Regions from separate parts of the Homo sapiens genome. Here region 1 is linked to region 2. Evidence: chromatin contacts called from ENCODE Hi-C data. All regions are on one chromosome and are shown on one strand. The core of a region is the stretch at or near the end of the contact, and the rest is flanking DNA. Distances in the headings are between cores, read along the strand shown.

What was found. Hi-C counts contacts between places; a loop is a spot of excess contacts on that map. Pooled maps may share reads with other maps.
Region 1: a loop to region 2 is called in a pooled map, with 6 times the contacts of the local background. The contact joins the promoter of RASGRP1 here to the promoter of KLF13 in region 2. A Hi-C loop is called at or near these places in 3 of 50 pooled maps.

What each region holds. Positions count from the first base shown.
Region 1 is chr15:38,563,373-38,566,893 of GRCh38, forward strand. It overlaps RASGRP1 (RAS guanyl releasing protein 1), which reads right to left and starts at 1,442. Exons shown (of 17, transcript NM_005739.4): 1 at 1,222-1,442. The coding sequence starts at 1,256. RefSeq lists silencers at 739-938, 949-1,168, 1,199-1,438, 1,599-1,648 and enhancers at 1,506-2,017, 1,859-2,048.
Region 2 is chr15:31,325,498-31,328,772 of GRCh38, forward strand. It overlaps KLF13 (KLF transcription factor 13), which reads left to right and starts at 1,338. Exons shown (of 2, transcript NM_015995.4): 1 at 1,338-2,292. The coding sequence starts at 1,716. RefSeq lists a promoter at 463-1,519 and an enhancer at 547-1,060.

The sequences.
Region 1 (3,521 bases), core at 192-2,691, 7.2 Mb after region 2:
CAAGCCTAAAAGTAACCAAAGCCCCATAGGTTTGCTGAAGGAGACCGTCAAAACTCTAAACTGGTTTAGGTGAAATCCTCTCCAGGCATAGGTATCTCAGTGGAGGTCAGTTTCAGGCTGAGCTTTTTATGAAATCCGCCTAGAAAAGTAAGAGATGAAATGGAGCAAGGGAACTGGAACTTCCACAACTTTCTTTGCAGTGGAAGGTGACTCTCTTGACTTCTAGTATGGATTCCTTCCAGTCCCGTCCTCTTCCCCTTACAATACTCAATTTAATGTACTGAACTCCTCCTTCTGAATCTAGTGCAAAGTACAGTGGTGGACCCTCAGGGGATACCTGGATGGGGAGAGGCAGGGCGTGCATACAGGGCCAAGAATCCTTCGTTCCTGGGATTATAAGCACGGGAAGTCCAGCATCGCAAGCTTCCTGCCGCTACTGGGTATGGTGGTGCAAGGCACAGTCCCATCAGTGTCGATGTGAATGGAGTTGTGAAGTGCACAACTTGTCCAGCCCCTACGCCGAGGCCAGGCCTTTGTTCATGCAGTTGCCTAGTTCTGGTCCTTTGGCTACAAACTCAAAGCTGCCTGGCCAAGAGCCCTTTCACTCACTGTCCCTCTTTCTTCAACTTCTGTTATCCAAGACCCTCTATAGAATCATAGTGAGGGGGAGAGGAGTGCAGCTTCCCATACGGAAGGCGATATGTTTCCCTGACCCACGGATCTGGAAACTTCCGTGGGGCAGGGGCAACCGAGGGGTGCCACCTCTGCGGGCTCCCTGCAAGCTCCTCGGCCGTTCTGGGCAGGGCCGGGAGGGGCCACCAGGTGGCGCAGCCGGAGCCCAGCGCCCCAGCAGGTGCGGGCAGCGCGGAAAGTCCGCGAGTGGGAGTCCCGATGCCGGGCGTGGAGATGTGGGGGAGGAAGTCGGCGGGCGGGCGCCGGCTCCGCGAAGAGCTTCGGCCCTAGCAGATCTCACCGGACGAGCTCTGGCCTCGCGGCCGCCCCTCTACCACCCCTCAGCCCCAGCTCCCTCCCCGAAACCCCGGGCGCAGCGCGCCGGGCGTTCTGGACACGTCCGCCCGTCGCGCTGGTGTCCCGGGACTCCGGCCGACCCCGGCCCCCCTCCGCCCTCAACTTCCCTCGGGGTGTTGGGGCGACGGGCAGGGGCCTCTTTCCCAAGAAAGGACACAGGCGCTCCCGAGGGCCACGGCCGCCTCTACTCACCGCGGAGCCTCTCTCGCCTTGCCCAGGGTGCCCATGGCCGCGGCCCGCGCTCCCGGTGCCGGCTCACCTAGCGCGGCCGGGCGCGGCGCATCGCCCCCGCCACCACCGCCGCCGCCTGCCGGCTCTCTCCCCCCCGGGCCTCGTAGCCCCGGCGCCCGCCAGCCCTCGAGCCCGGCGAGCCCGACCGAGGTGCACCGCAGGCACAAACTTTGTGCGAGCGCGCCCCCTCTGCCTCGCGCGCGCGCTCACACCCGCCTGGCAACCACCTGACACGCTGATGCTGGCGGCTGCAGGAAACGTGCGGCGCCCCGCCGCTCTTCCCCGAAACCTGCCCCCTTTCCGCGGGTGCCCCGGCCTGCGCCTCGCGCGGTTCTCTCACCCCTGCCCGCCTTCGACCTCTCTTGGCCAAAGGGTTAAGTCTCAGGGGAGTTGGAGAGGAGCGGGCTCCCGGCTACCACGCCCGCGCCTTGCAGGGCACCTGTGCCCGTCGACCTCCACCTCAGCTCGGGAAACGGGCTGCGCCTAGCGGCTCCCATGGGACCCCCTTTCCCGCAGCCGACCCGCAGCTTCCACGCCTCTTCCTGCGGCCGCTGCTCGGAGCACTGCAGTGAGGACGCCTTCTCCCCTCCAGGGCCTCTCCTGTATATATCAGAGCGCGGAGTCCGGCAGGGGAAAGGAACGGAAAGACAGTTGTGAAGTTGCCTTAACCTGTGCCCTGGGGTCTCTAGGTAGCCGTCTGCAGGACTGGGCCGTAGACATGTGCCCTGTGCCCTGCGCCCTGCACCTTGGACGAGGGCTGCCTGTGTGGAGGTGCGCTCCACAGGCGTGATCCATATCTGGCCCAGACGCGGCCGCCTGGCGTCGGTGGGTGTAGGAGATGTGGGGACAACTTTCATACAACGTCAGTGCGCACAGAAGACCTGGCCAAGAGGGGCGGCCCATCCGCTGCTTGTCCAGGTGATAGTGCTGATAATCTCAATAGCTAATGATTGAGTGCGGTTGTGCTAAGTGCTTTCTATACATTACCTCATTTAATCCACTCTCCCTGATACAAAGAGATCACTGTTGTAAAGATGAGAAAATGAAGGTTTAGAGAATGCTATGCCTTAGATCATACAACTAATAAACAGCAGAGAGACCTCTGACTTGGACTGAGGTCTGTCTGACTCCCTGTAATCACTGCTGGACTGCCCTAATAACACACTCATTATCACGGCCACAGACCATAACTCTAGCCACAGTCATAGTTGTCTTCCTGGCCATAGTGTTCTGGACTTTAAAGCCTTCCTCTGTTTCATTTATATATTTCCTTATATTTATATGCTACCTTGTCCTTAAAACAGAATTCGAGATAGCTTACAAGAGCACATAACCTACAAAAAGAAGTGTGTGAAATGAAAAATGAGGCACACAAGATGGAGCCAAAAATGAACATCATTTGAAATAAATGCATCTCATAGAGTCAAATACCCTTGCTACAGGTGGGACCAAAATTTGTCTCCTGCATTTCTAGCAGTCAAGTTTAAAGAGAGGCCTTGTCTAAAGTTCAATTCCTATCACATGCAAGACCAAAAACAAAATTGCTCAAGAGAAGATCCCCCTTTCTTGATACTGAGACCAGCAAGAAATTTCTCCAGAGAATCCTCATGAACACTGGGTGATATAAAGAACCAAGTCCTCAGTCACAGCCACAGATGCAGAAGGGGCAGGTGAATGTCAGGAGAATATTAAATGATGACACTCTTTCTCACTCACTGGGTCTAAGGCTCAAACATTTTTAGAGTTATCTATTATACACCCTTCCTCATGTAAGCCCTACAACCTAAACAACCAAGTTGGCGGATGTCTGAGGATGGTAAAGATTTGTATCTATATATGAATCTATCTGACTATCTCCCAACAGTCCTAAGTTTGCAGTCTTAGACTTTGTTCACAGAGATCTTCTCTTATTACCAGGTGAACAATTACTTTTCACTGACCCCTCTACTACAGAATGAGCTCTTTACCCTACTTAAATCTATAATATTTACACTTTCAATTGCCACATAATATTCTGTGTCCCTGTCTTACCTCCACAGCTAAACTGTAAATTGTCCGAGGTCAAGAATCAGGTCTTATGCTTCTTTAGCTTCCACAGCTGCCAACTTGAGGCAGTACCTGTGGGACATTACTAATGAACTGCTGTGGATTTGATTTTGAAAAGCAAAATGTGCTGACCTCAAAGAAGAAAATAAGATCCTTCCTGATTATTTCCGGAGAAAGGGTTTCAGTTTTTCTTTGAAGTCCGCTGTCTATGGCAG
Region 2 (3,275 bases), core at 88-2,587:
AGTGCCCGGGCTCCTTCATTCTCCAGGCTCCTCTCAGAACACAGCAAGGGTGGCTGACTCCTTCGAACGTCCATTAAGCACAATGCAACGGGGCGAGGCAGTAGGGGGTTTGCTGAGCCCGGTTCCGCGGCGGTGGGAAGTTATTCACCGGCGTCTCCGAGGACGGCCCAGGCCTGGAGAATGGCTGGGGCCGCGGGCTGGGGTAGGGGTTACCGTGAGAGTCAAGGGCAAGGTGGCCCAGCCCGGGCTGGGAGGCGCGGGCTGGGCGCAGCCGAGCATTTCCTCCGGGAGGCCCAGACAGCGGGCGGGTGGGGCGCGGTGGGCGGGGTCCTCGCAGCTGGTGGCGTTTGAAGCCCCCCCGACCGCGGTGGGAGAGGGGCAGCCTAGAAGAGTTGGCAGCGGGCCTGCGGCGGGATGGGGAGGAAGGGGCCCCGCGTTCCCTCAGCAGCGGCGCCGGCCGCCCTGGCACGTAGTTCGCTTCTGGAGGCACAGGCCGCGGTGGGCGCGCCACCCGGGCTGCCAGGCTCACCGCCAGCCGAGGCCAGTCCTGCTCGGGCTGACCCGAGCTGAAGGGCAGCGCGGCCGCACCCCGGACCCCAGGAACGAGCCCGAGTCTGTCCCTCCCGCGGGAGCTGCCCCGCCCGGACTCCCGGAGCTCTGCAAGGCAGGGGCGTGGGGAGGGCGAGCGGCCTGAGGCTCTAGGCGCGGCCACCCGGCAAGCCGGCGGCGGAGGGCGCGGCGCGAGTGCGTTCCGCCCCTAGGCAGCCCCGCGCCCGGCCGGGCAGACACGCCTCCCCGCCGGCGCCCATCGCGGGAGGAACAAATGGCGCCCTCCAGAAACCGCTCCCCTCCATGCCGGGGGCCAAGGCTGTCACCACATAAAAGCTCCGGCAGAGAAGTGCTCGCTGTGTCCCCGCCGCGGGGGGTACAAGCAGCCGCTCCGCGCCGCGACTACCCGGCCCGCCGCCCCCGGACGTCATGCGTCAGCGCGCCCCGCTCCAGTTTCCGCCCCTCCTCCCACCGGCCCAGGGGACACGCCCACTGGCGCGCGCAGGGCCCGGGACCGGGCACGCCCCTCTAACGGCTCGGATTGGCCTGGCCGTGCACTCACGGACCAATGGCGTCTGTCCCGGCCCTCGGTCACGCCCCCTTGCCCAGGCGCGGGCACGCGACCGCTCCGTTCCGCCGGTGCGCGCTCTGGGGTCCCCGCCCCCTCCGCGCGCGCAGCTCCCCGCAGCCGCCGCCGCCTGTAACCTGCGCCGCCAGGATGTGGCTGGGGGCTGACGTCGGGTCCAGATGTGGCCCCGGCCCCGCCCACCCCCGGGGCCGGGCCGCCCACACGGAGCCGCGGCGCGCACGGCAGCTGTCCCGCCTGCCACAATGCGCGGCGAAGCTGCGGCCGCGACTTGGCGAGGTGGTCCCTAACGTTGCCGCTCGGCATCCTTAGAACCGGCCGCCCCTGACGCCGCGCGGGGACCCCAGTCGCCCGCGCGCCCCATGCGCTCACTCTTCGGTGCCCGGCCGGGCCGGCGCCTCGCAGACGCGGAGCCGCGCGGGTGACGGCACAGGCGGCTGCGCGCCCAGCCCAGCCCAGCCCAGCCCGAGGAGAGGGCGCGCCGCGCCCCCGCCCCCCGCCCGCTCTCCCGAGGCCGTGGGTGCGGATGCGCGGCTGACGACTCGCAGCAAGAGCACCGCCGCCGGCCCCAGCCCGCAGCATGGCAGCCGCCGCCTATGTGGACCACTTCGCCGCCGAGTGCCTCGTGTCCATGTCGAGCCGCGCGGTCGTGCACGGGCCGCGGGAGGGGCCGGAGTCCCGGCCCGAGGGCGCGGCCGTGGCCGCCACCCCCACGCTGCCCCGCGTCGAGGAGCGCCGCGACGGTAAGGACAGCGCCTCGCTCTTCGTGGTGGCGCGGATCCTAGCGGACCTCAACCAGCAAGCGCCGGCGCCCGCCCCGGCGGAGCGCAGGGAGGGCGCCGCGGCCCGGAAGGCGAGGACCCCCTGCCGCCTGCCGCCGCCCGCCCCCGAGCCCACCTCCCCCGGCGCCGAAGGCGCGGCGGCCGCGCCCCCCAGCCCGGCGTGGAGCGAGCCGGAGCCCGAGGCGGGGCTGGAGCCCGAGCGGGAGCCGGGGCCCGCGGGGAGCGGCGAGCCCGGCCTCAGACAAAGGGTCCGGCGGGGCCGAAGTCGCGCCGACCTCGAGTCCCCGCAGAGGAAGCACAAGTGCCACTACGCGGGCTGCGAGAAAGTTTACGGGAAATCTTCGCACCTCAAGGCGCACCTGAGAACTCACACAGGTCAGTGGGGCGGCGCGGGCGCCCGGATCGCGCGGACGGGGTCGGCGCGAGCTGCCCGACCACGCCCCCGGAGTCCCCGATGGGGCGCGAGGTGGGGGCCGGGCGGGCCGGAACGCCCGGGGCCTCGCCCCTTCCCCTGCCGCTCCGACCCGCGGCTGGCCCCGCGCGTCGCGCGAGGCGGGTCTTGGCTCTCGGAGCCGGCGCCCGCCAGGCGACCGCGCCCCCGCCGGGCACGCCCCCTCCCCGGGCGCGCTCGGGTGGGGCCGCGGGGGCGGATATAGTCATCTGGGCTGGGGGCGGGGACCCCTCCCGGCCGGGAGGCGGCGCGGGCAGGTGCGGGCGGCCTGGGTGTGGACCGCAGGCGGCACTCGTGACGGTGGGGCGCCCGGAGCGGGGGCAGGGGACGCTCTCCGGGGTCCCTCCTCGTTTCCTCCCCCGCTGCCCGGGCGCGCGCTCAGGAGGGGAGGGGCCGGCCCCGGCGCGCGGCGGGCGAAGTTCACGCAGGGACAAGGTTTCCTTCGCCACTCGGCACATTCTTCGCTCTCTTCTTCCTGTAATTTTTCCAGCGCTCTAAGGTTTAATTTGTCGTAACCAAAGTCAGCGGCGGCGCTTGGCGATGCGGGGGGCGGTCCCGGGTCCCGCTCCCCGCCTGCGGCTCTTTGTGGGAGCCCCCGCCCATCCGGCCCGGCGGGGGCGCGCCCGGCCCTAGGCTCCTCGGCCTCGAGGCTCTCTCCGGAAAGGAATGCCCTGGCCGCTGCCCATCCTCCGTGCTGCCCTCTCGCCTGCCCACCTCTCACCTGCCCTGGGCCGGTGCGGGGCGGGCGGCACCTGCACCAGGGCGGGCGCTGAGCCTCCAGCCTGGGGATCACCGCCCGCCCCCGCCAGCCCAGCGGCAACAGTTCCCACGCGCGGCCCGATACTTTGTAGTTGATTCATCTGTGGCGGTTCCCTCCCCCCTTTTTGTTTCGTTTTTAACATAAAGA